Regions from separate parts of the Homo sapiens genome. Here region 1 is linked to region 2. Evidence: chromatin contacts called from ENCODE Hi-C data. All regions are on one chromosome and are shown on one strand. Each heading gives the region's core, a stretch centred on a gene start or an enhancer-like site at or near the end of the contact. The rest is flanking DNA. Distances are from core to core; before and after follow the strand shown.

Region 1 (5,558 bases), core at 450-2,949, 2.6 Mb before region 2:
AAATCAACTCAGATTAAAGAGGAGGTGAAATAGATCCTACCTCTTTATGGGAGGAGCTGCAAAGTCACATTGCAAAGGACATGGATACAGGAAAGGTTGGAGAAATTGGGGCCTTTTTTGGCATCAATCTAACACAAACATATGTAGCCTTTTATATAGTCTTTGTCTGAAAATGCTAGTGTCTGATGCCTTTGCAGGTCAGATGTTTTAGCTGCTTTTTACCTACCAATCTAATTTTCATTTGTGTCTGGTTATCTTTTGCTGTATGTTGGATATTTTATATAAAAAAGTGTGTATGGTAACAATTTGGGTTCTATAATAATGCTTCCTGCTAAAGAGGGGGTAATTCTAGTTTTTATCTCCTTAATTCAATTTTTTCTCTGAATTTTTAGTAATGATTCATGTTCCATAGGTGATGGCCTACAATATAAACAACATGGGAAAGTAGAATTTCCCTGGGGAAGATGTCTGGCTTCAAATAGTTCCCTTCACTAATCGGTAAAGGGATCCTGATTCATGCCAAGAATCAAACACTCCCTTCACTTACAGAAGCAAGTCAGGTTCTCTATCACTGGCCCAACCTAGGGTTTGAGCCTTCCTTTCTACAGGTCCCTTAAATGGCATTACATTGAGCAAAACTGAGCAATTTCCTGTTCTGCAACAGCATGCTCTATTTTCCTGCCTTCATACAATTCTCTCTACTTGGAATGCCCACTTCCTCTTTTCCTATGGAAATATCTCAAGACCCAGCTCAAATACTCCCTTCTCAAGAAGCCTTCCCAACTGGATGCAATTTTTTCCCTCTTCTGAATTCTCTTAGTATTTGGTACTTTTTAACGGACTTTTCTGTCTTGAGGTTACTTGTGTATTCATTTTAATTCCCATTCAATTGTAGAGACCCTACAAGTTACATTACCTGACTACACATCTGTTTATTCATTTCAAAACTGTGAATGGTAATAGAACATCTTTTACAGGGCTGTTGTGAGGATTAAGTTAGCTAACATGTGAAACGCTATTTCTAAGGAATAGTAGTGGAGTGCTCAGATAAATGTTAGCTGTTACTACCATCCCTTAGAAATACTGTGATTTTGATGGAAGAGTTTTCACCAAGGTGAAAGCAGAATCCTAACAACTAATTTTAAAAATTCTGGGCTGGGGCCGGGCGCGGTGGCTCACGCCTGTAATCCCAGCACTTTGGAAGGCTGGGGCGGGCGGATCACGAGATCAAGAGATCGAGACCATCCTGGCCAACATGGTGAAATCCCGTCTCTACTAAAAATACAAAAATTAGCTGGGCGTGGTGGCAGACACCTGTAGTCCCAGCTACTCAGGAGGCTGAAGCAGGAGACTTGCTTGAACCCGGGAGGCGGAGGTTGCAGTGAGCCGAGATCACGCCACTGCAGTCCAGCCTGGACGACAGAGCTTGACTCTGTCTTTAAATAAACAAACAAACAAACAAATAAATAAATAAAATAAACAAAATTCTACTATCTGAGGTAAAGGACGAAAAAGCTTACAGAAGGGCAACCACGGCGGCGCCTGCGCAGAGCCGAGGCGAAGGAGGCAGGGAGAGACCCGGCCTGCCCAGAGTCGCGGAGGGCGGTGCAGCGCATGCGCGGGGCAGGTGAGGCTGCGCGGGGCGGAGCCTGTGGCCCTGGCGCGGCTCTGGGTCCGTCTCGTCGCGTCCGGGTTGTCACTCTCTCGGGTTGTTACTCTGTAGCTTCCCGGCTCGCGAAAGGGAGGACCTGTCTGGGTCATGGATTTTGAGAATCTTTTCTCAAAACCCCCCAACCCGGCCCTCGGCAAAACGGCCACGGACTCTGACGAAAGGTGATCCCATATCTTTTCATCTTTTGAATGCAGGGGCTCAGCGGGACTCCGCCTCTTAGTTTCTTCTGGATTGGAGGCAGTCCGGGGCCACGTCCGGGCCGCGTCGCGAGGGCCCGTGGGGAGCACGTGGGCCGGCCGGGCGCCACCGTCTGACCTATAGAGGTCGTGCGGGGTCCGGGTGGGAGCAGAAGCTGAACGCGGGGCTCAGGCTTAGGCCGTCAGGGCCGGGGCTGTCGAGAGCCTGGGCGGGGGAGCGGGGTGGAGGCGAGAAGGCTCCGGGATGCGCCCCTTTCTCTGCACAGCAGCGGGTGAGGAGCCCGCCTCTGTGGTCCCGTAGCGTCTGTCTTTACCGTTGTTGCCTGTTTCCACGAGACCGTAAACTCCCAGAGGACACTGATGTGACCTTTTTCACTGACACCTCCTAGGTTCTTTTCTGTAGAAAGGATGAAACCACAAGTTTATTGAAAGGTAAAGAATAGGCAATACTCTGCCATTAGTCCACTGATTTGCATGGAAAGACCCTAAAGACCACAATAAAGCAACAGACGTCATTTGGACTTAATATTTCCATTAGGTTGGAAAAGCAAGTGAGACTCTTGGTCAGATGGCCCTAATTTGTAGATTATATTTTTGGAGCAGTGTCTAGTGATTTGAAATGCTAAAAACCACCATCTTTGTTCTTAAACCTACGTCTTTTATTTCCCTCAACTGAGATATATTTCCAGTTGTGATTGATTTTACCATTCGATATTGGTCAGCTGTTCACTCTATCTCAAATTTTACCTTAACTGATCATCCAGAGCTTTACCTTGTGCTTTACATGAAATAAATCACTTAATCCTCAAAACAAACTTAAAGAGAAGATGATGCCGTCCTCGTTTTACAGATGGGAAAACTGAGGCACGGAGAGGCTAAATAACCTGCCGAGATTGCACAGTGTAAGTGGAAGAGCTATGTCCAGGATCCATGATTTTATCACCAAGCTTCTCATGCAAAATGACTAAAATTTTAAAATAAGCCCTATAAATATTGGAAAGAGACAGATACACTAATTACTTGCAGATGATATAATTTACTAAGAAAAATAACTGGTACTAATTGATATGTTATAAAATACATAAGAATTCATCACACAAAAAAAAGATAATAGCAACATTTAAAAATCCGAACAGCAGCTATCAGTTTCAAAGTGTGTTGGACACAAGCTCCATTCCCCAAAACTTGACTGCAATACATAAAAGACACTTGGAATTTTGCCAAAATGATGGGTGAAGGATGGTATGGAAGTATGGTGAGCTGTCCATATTATTTGCCCATTTTTCTCCTTTTTGGTCTTTTTCACATTCTAGGATCTCTTATCTGCGAATACTTTACTCCCAATTGTCATTTGTCTTTGCCTATGGCATTATTTTTCAATGTAAAAAGGAATGGGGATGTTGTGGTTTGGTTTTATGCAGTCAGATGAATCAGTCTTTTCTCATATGGTTTCTGGTTTTTTTTCCGAGTAATTTGTGATGGGAATACTTCTCATTCATTCAAAAAATCGTATTGAGCACCTGCTACGGCCTTGGGGATATAGTAGTAAATGAAGAAGAGATGAAAATTTCTGTACTAATGAATTTACATTATTAGGGGAAGGGGGAGACATACATAAATATATCATATTTTAGGTGGTACTAAATGCCCTGAGAAAATGAATGAAGGGTAAGGGGAAAATAAGCACTGGTGGGATGGTAGGGAGGGAGTAGTTTTGTGGGTTTTTTTTTTATTTTTTTGAGCAGAGTCTGGCTCTGTCGCCCAGGCTGGGGTGCAGTGGCGCGATCTCGGCTCACTGCAAGCTCTGCCTTCCGGGTTCACACCATTCTCCTGCCTCAGCCTCCCGAGTAGCTGGGACTACAGGCGCCTGCCACCACGCCCGACGTATTTTTAGTAGAGACGGGGTTTCACCATGTTAGACAGGATGGTCTCGATCTCCTGACCTTGTGATCTGCCCGCCTTGGCCTCCCAAAGTGCTGGGATTACAGGCGTGAGCCACCGCGCCCGGCTGGGAGGTGTAGATATTTTAAGAAGGTAGATAAGGAAAGCCTCACTGATAACATTGGTAAGTTTTAAAAATCTGTGTAGGGACCTGAAGGAGGTGAGGGGGTTTCATAGTCCAGAGGGGTGGAGAGGAGTCTGTATAAAGGTCCTCAGACGGAGTGAGCTTGGTGTGATTGGGTTAGGGGAGCAAAGTGGCCAGGACAGCTGGGGTGGAGTAAGAGGGACTTGGAAGTCTGCGAGGTACTGGGGTAGGGTTAGGGGAGCCCAATCATGGAGGAACTGGTAGGTGCCGAAATAAGGACTTTGGCTTTTACTCTGAATGAGACAAGAGACCATTGGAGGGTTTTTCAGCAGAGTGACATTTGAAATATTTTAGCAGGGTCATTCTAGTTGTGTTGAGAGTAGAATGTAGGGGTGCCAGAGCAGCTTGGATTGTTGTATTAGTGGCAAGAAGTGGTCAAACGTGGGTATGTTGAAGATAGAATAAACTGGATTTCCTCAGAGATTGGATGGGGATGTGAGAGAGGAATCAAGATTGACTTTAAGGTTTTGGTAGGGATCTTGAGAGGGATGGTGTTGCCGTTTTAGATAGCAAGAAGGATTAGGCTTCAGAGAGAAGAGCAAGAGTTCAGTGTTGGATGTTTTAAGATTACATATGTCTAGTAGATGTTCAGGTGGTTATGTTGACTAGGAAGTTAGCTCTGTTTGGATTTAAGAAGAGGGGTTTGGGTTAGAGACTTGGATATTGAAATCAACTACATACAGATGATATTCATAGTGATGATATAGAAAGGGATAGCCTGGAATGAGAATATAGATGAGAATATAGACAAAGAAGAGAAGAGGTGAGAACTGACTTTGAAAGTTGTGAAGATAAGGAACCAACAAAGGAGACTGAGAAGTAGTAGCTGTGGAAAGAAGAAACTAGAAGAGCCCACTATCTCTGAAGCTAAGTAAAGAACATGTTTTACAGAGAAGAGGTGGTCACCTCTGTCCTATCCTGCTCATAGGTCTAATATGGGTGCTGAGTATTGTAGACCTTCACAGTGAAAGTAGACATCTATTTAGAATGGGCAGTGTTGAATAACAGTGTGATTGTAGGGCACATACTTGGGAGCTTTGCCTGCCTGCTGGGGCTCAGATCTCAGCTCCACCATGTATTAGCTCTGTGACAAGTTACATATCCTTTCTGTGATTGTTTTCTCATCCGTAAAATGGGCTTTTAGTATGTATGTCATAACACTGTTGTTTGTGGTAAGTGTTACGTGTATGGAGCAGCATCTGGCACAGAGTAAGCATCATTCAAGTGTTGGCTGATGCTGTTACTGCTATTGAGGTCATTATTGTCATTATTCCTCTGCCTAAGGAGAGGTTGCCTCCTACTCCATGAGATGATTCATTACTGGAAACTATAGCTATAAAGATTCACAAGTATTGGGGTTTTTGGTTCTTGTAATGGTGGCTTCTGTAGCAGGCTCACAACTTAGTACCTCATCTGATGGATGTAACTCTGGAGCTCTGAGTCAGTGTAAACTGTTGAATTGGACAAAGCTGTGAAGCCTGAGCTCCTGTAACTTTGAAAGAACAGCCACGGAGCCACTGTTCACATTCTCCTTGTGCTGTCAGTGCTTTCCCTTTGTAACATGTTCTCTTGAGATGGGACACATTCCCCAATTCCTTGCCTT
Region 2 (5,520 bases), core at 354-2,853:
GCTCTGGGTCCCTGAAAGAGGGTGTGGTGTGGACGATCTGGGTTCTGAATCGGATTTTGTTGAGTCTGGGTTTTATACGTCCACTAGAGCTGCCCGAGGCTTTGCGCCCTGGATCCTTGGCTTTGCCTCCGACCCACCCCTCAGCCGAGTGGTGATGGTGGTGATGGTCCCCTCCATCTTCTAGGGCGTGTGAGAGTTTGTAGGTGATGAGATGCGAGGGAAGCACCTTTGAAAGCCTCCAGCGCCCGCCGCCGCTACCCGCGGCGCTTTCCCCGTCACCCTCGTCCAGGGCTCCCACCAGGTTCTTGATCTCCTCGGCGATGCTCCGACTCAGGTACTGGGAGGCCTTTTTCCCACTGTAGTCCCTGATGTCCACATCGGCGTCGTAGGCCCCCACCAGCAGCTTCACCACCTCCACGTGGCCGTGCATGGCTGCCAAGTGCAGGGCGGTGTAACCCCCGCTCGTCCTGGCGTCGATGTTCACCGGCAGCTGGTGTTTGTTGGCGAAGTTGACTAGCATGGCCAGAAGCTCCTGCCTGCCGTGCTTGGCGGCCCAGTGCAGGCAAGTGAAGCCGGTAATGAAGTCCCGCTTGACCAGCAGGCCGGGCTCGCAGGTGAGCAAGCCCTCCAGGCTGTCCCACTTGCCATCGGAGGCAGAGAGCATCCACGCGTGCTCCAGGGGGTCCAGCGTCACGGAGCCTCCGCCGCTGCTCTCCTCCTCCGCGGACGACGAGGCCACCGATGCGCTGTCTGAGTCGCCCCCGCCTCTGCCGCGTCCTCCCCCGGAGGAGCTGCCCGGGCTGCTGCCCCCGGGACACACGCTCCTCTTCAGCTGCGGGGAGCTGCCCATCACCAGGTCACGGAGGTTCTGGCGGGCCGGCCTCTGTGCGGTAGCCCCCACAAGGGAGCTGCCCCTGTCCGCCTCCTCGCAGCCATGTGGCGGGAGCTCCAGGTCCTCGCTGGGCCCCGGGGCTGGAGTCCGCGGTAGGGGCTGCACGTCGCGCCGCGAGTTCTTCCTGCGAGCCCCGGCGCTCAGGGGCGGCCAGTGCGCGGGGGCGGGGGGCTCTCCCTCGCCCAGCTCGCGGCCCTGTCCAGGGAGCGACTCCGGGGCCGCCGCGTCGGGGAGCCGATCGCGCGCCTCGGGCCCGGCAGGGCCGTCGGGGGCCTCGGGCTCGGCGGTCACCTGGATTCGCGGCGGGTCCCCGGAGGGCTCGGACGGCCCTTCACAGAACCTCTTCTTGAGGTGCACGTACTTGGCGCCGTCGGCGGGATCGACGCGCACAGTGGCCACGGCGTTCACCAGCTCCTTGAAGTGCGCGCGGGCGCGGGCGCGCTGCTCCGGTTCGCCGCCTAGGGCGCCCCTGAAGTGCTGCACCAGCTCGGCGTGCAGGGCCCGGCCCCCGCGCTCCGCCAGGAAGCGCAGCACCGCCTCGGGGCCCAGCGCCGCCTCGGGGCCCCACTCTGCCGGCCCCTCCATCCTCGACCGCGCTGCTCCCCCGCCAGCGGGCGGCTCAGCGCGGTCCCATAGCGACGGGCTCCCAGCGGCCGGCTCCCGACGGCGGCGGAGTCTGGCGGGCTCAGCGGGCTGCCAGCCTACGCGTCTGAGGCCAGAGGACTCGGCCACCGCCTCACTGGGCCGCGCCCGGGCGGACACGCCCCCCGCACCCCCGCCCCGCGCCCACGCCACCAGGCCACGCCCACTTCCGCTCCCCGCTGTCTCGGCCACACCTACCTAGGGCGGCCTCGCCTCAAGGCCCGCCCACTTCCGGCCTCGCGAGGGCCGCAATCACTGCTCCGCAGTTCCCGCCTGCATTCCTCGCGCCGTCTTCCTGGAGTCCCAGCTCTCCTTCAGCCCGCCCCAACGCTGACGCTCAGTCCTCAGGCGTCGAGGGTAGCTCCTGTGAGGGGCTCGCTTGGCGCAGGCAAAACGCTCAGCGCGCACCACAGGGCGTCCGCCCCAACCCCGCCCCCGGAGGCCTCCAGCTCGGCCCCGCCCCTGTCCCTTCCCCGTCGCGGAGGCAGCCTAGCCTCGCGCCCCGCCCGTTGCTTCTGCCCTCCGGCCTTCCCGCCGCCGTCGCCGGGACCAGCCGCTCGGGGCCGGGCTGATACAGCCGCTTCACCGTGCCCCTGCCCGCGACCATGGCCTCCTCCGAGGTGGCGCGGCACCTGGTGAGTCCCGCCGACGCCGGGGCCCCAGCCCCGCGCTCCCCGGCCCCCGCGGGACTTCCCGCCCTCGACCCACCGGCCCCCTGGTCCGGCCCGGGATTGTGACCCGCGCCCCCTCCGGCCCCGCCCGCCCAGTGCTCCCCGGCTTCCGCGGCGGCCGGGCGCCTGGGGCGGGAGAGGAGCCTCTGCGGAGCCTGGGCGCGGCCGGACCCCGGTTCGCGGGGCGCGGCGCCAGCGTCGGGACGGTGGGAGAGTTCTTGAACGACTTCCCGGTCTTTGCCAAAAGTTACATCCACAGCGGTGTTTGTGGGTCTCTTACGGCTATAACGGAGTTGAAGGCGCAGTGCGGACTGATTGAATAGCGGTCATCTTTTGCAGCCGTGAGCACTTCCGAGCCTCCCTGCCGCCGGGAGAAAGCCCGGCTCCCCTGGCTTTTCAAAAGCTCTCCCGTTTTATCCGATGGTGTGGTCGTCCAAGTTTTCCTCCATTGGGATTTTAAACCGTTTTTTTCCCGCCTTGACTCTTTTGTACTCTAAAAGAACGCGTTTGTTCACTGTTTTGAACCTTTCCAGTTACTTTTGTAGATTTATCTCGCTTGTTAGTAAGCCAGCGGTTTTCCAAGTGTGGTTACAACTATTTTCGTTAATAGTACCAAGGTCGTGTACATCGAGTTTTCCAAAGGCTACATGGTATGGAGTGATCTCACCGCCGTTTGGAGGCCCGATGCCTGTGTATTCTTAAAAACAAATTCTCCCTTTTAATTTTTGATAGTAAACATTGGTGGTTTTCATCTGTGTAAACAAAAGCTCTTTGGAGGCTGGAGACCAAAAAGTTTGAGAACCACTCTACTAAGCAACCTCCTACATGAGAAGTTTAAATTGTAGAAACAGTTCAGATTGCAGGCTGAGAGATTAGAGGATCCGTCCAAAGTGACACCGTTGGTTTGTTTTATAGAACCTGGACAAAGATTTTTCTCCCTGATTCAGCCCAGGTCTCTTTTCATTCTATCGCGTATTTTTTAAAAATCTCAAATTTTCTGTCTGGACCCCCTTGTCTCAGTTGCTGTGTTTGTGTGCATGTGTGAGTGAGGGAAAATTGAGGGGTCCTGGTGAGGAAAATGTGTTTTATAAATTCTTTGATTCATAGATTACGTATCCAAACAAGCTTGAGCAGAAGAGAACACTTCATTTAGCTGATGTTAGATTTATTTTTAATTGTACTTAATTTGCTTTGAGGCTAACTTTACTTATTTTCGAATTAAACTGTATTTTGCGTTAATTGTAGATTAATATGCAGTTGTAAGAAATAATACAGTATAGTGAGAACCCTGTACCCTTTATCCACCTTTCCACAATAAGATCTGGCAAACCCATAGTACGATATCACAACCAGCATATTGTCATTGATTGATACAGTGAAGATAAAGGATGTTCCCAGGACCAGGAGGATCCCTTAATGCCTTTTTATAACCACACACACTTCTTTCCTGCCCTGCCTCCTTCTTAACCCCAGACAATCAGTGATTCGTTTTTATTCTTATAATTTTGTCATTCCAAGACTTATATAATGGAATCACCCAGTTAGTAACCTTTTGAGATTGGATTTTTTTTTTTTCAACTCAGCAAAGTTCTGGAGATTCATCCAGGTTGTTGCATATATCTGCAGTTTGCTGGGGTAGTATTCCATGGTATGATTGTGCCACAGTTTGAAGGATATCTAGGTTGTTTTCAGTTGTTGGCTATTGGCAATAAAGCTGCTATAAACATTCATGTACAGTAACTCATAATGTAAGCATAAGTCTTCAGTTCTTTGGGATAGATGCCCAGGAATACAATTGTTGGGTCATATGGTAGTTGCATGCTTAGTTTTGTAAGAAACTGCCAGACTTTCTCAGAATGGCTGTATTATTTTGCATCCCTACCAGGAAAGTATGAGAGGTCCAGTTTCTGCACATCCTTACCAGCATTTGGTGGTGTCCTTATTTTTAATTTAGCCATTCTTATAGGTATATAGTGACACCTCATGGTGATTTTAACTTGGATTTCTCGTATTGTCACCCAGGCTAGAGTGCAGTGGTGCCAAGATGGCTCACTTCAACCTCAGCCTCAATCTCCTGGGCTCAAGCGATCCTCCTGCCTCAGCCACCCCAAGTAGCTAGGACTATAGGTGTGCACCACCACAGCCGGCTAAATTTTTGTATTTTTTGTAGAGGCAGGGGTGTGACCATGTTGCCCAGGCTGGTCTCAAACTCCTGGGCTCAAGCGATCCTCCCGTCTCAGCCTCCCAACATGTTGCCTATTTTCTAGTTAGATTTTTTTTTTCTGTTGGGTTTAAAGTTTTTTAGGTATACTAGATTCCAGTCCTTTCTCAGATATGTGATTTGAAAATGTTCTCTTTCAGTCTGTAGTTTATCTTTTCATCTTCTAACAGGGTCTTTTGCAAAGCAAAAGTTTTCAGTTTTGTTGAAATTTATCATTATTTCCTTTTATGGATTGTGCTTTTGGTGTCAAGTTTAAGAACTCTTTGCCTAACCTTAGATCCCAAAGATTTTCTCTTATTTTTTTCCTAAAAGTTTTATAGTTTATGTTTTACATTTATGTTATGACCCATTTTGAGTTAATTTTTCTGTTAGGTGTCAGACTTAAGTTGAGGGCCATTTTTTGGCCTATGGATGTCCAGTTGCTCCAGCACCATTTGTTGAATAGGCTCCCTTTCCATTATTGAGTTGTTGATGCACTTTTGTCAAAAGTCAGTTGAGCATATTTGTGTGGGTCTGTTTCAGTCTGTTTCTGGGTTCTCCGTTAGCACGCAGTCTTGATTCCTGTAGCTGTGTAAGTCTGAAATAAGGTAGACTGATTTCTCCCACTTTATTCTTCTCTCCCCCAGATTTTTAGCTATTCTAGTTCTGTGCCTCTCTGTGTAAGTTTTAGAATCGTCTTATCTATATTTACAAATAATTTTGCTGGGATTCGAGAGGAATTACATTAAATGTTTATATCGATTTAGGGAGAATTGATAGCTTTACTATGTTGAGTCTTCTAACTCATGTACATAGTATTTCTCTTCATTTCTCTCTTTTTTTTTGAAGACGGAATGTCGCTTTGTCACCCAGGCTGGAGTTCAATAGCATGATCTCAGCTCACCGCAGCCTCCACCTCCCTGGTTCAAGCGATTCTCCTACCCCAGCCTCCTGAGTAGTTGGGATTACAGGCATGTGCCACCACGCCCGGCTAATTTTTTGTATTTTTAGTAGACACAGGGTTTCTCCATGTTGGTCAAGCTGGTCTTGAACTCCCAACCTCAGGTGATCCACCCGTCTCAGTCTCCCGAAGTGTTGGGATTACAGGCGTGAGC

Evidence for each region. A loop is a pair of places that touch in the nucleus more often than their neighbours do. Pooled maps may share reads with other maps.
Region 1: a loop to region 2 is called in a map with no recorded cell type, with 6 times the contacts of the local background. The contact joins the promoter of ZC3H8 here to the promoter of SOWAHC in region 2. A Hi-C loop is called at or near these places in 1 of 37 single-sample maps with no recorded cell type and 4 of 50 pooled maps.

The regions. Positions count from the first base shown.
Region 1 is chr2:112,251,183-112,256,740 of GRCh38, reverse strand. ZC3H8 (zinc finger CCCH-type containing 8) reads left to right here and starts at 1,699. Exons shown (of 9, transcript NM_032494.3): 1 at 1,699-1,833. The coding sequence starts at 1,760. RefSeq lists a silencer at 1,517-1,726.
Region 2 is chr2:109,610,447-109,615,966 of GRCh38, reverse strand. SOWAHC (sosondowah ankyrin repeat domain family member C) reads right to left here and starts at 1,603. Exons shown (of 1, transcript NM_023016.4): 1 at 1-1,603. The coding sequence starts at 1,477. It overlaps SEPTIN10 (septin 10), which reads left to right and starts at 2,001. Exons shown (of 11, transcript NM_144710.5): 1 at 2,001-2,169. The coding sequence starts at 2,140. It also overlaps a transcript of RANBP2 not described here. RefSeq lists silencers at 1,550-1,719, 1,980-2,229, 2,260-2,349 and an enhancer at 2,202-3,111.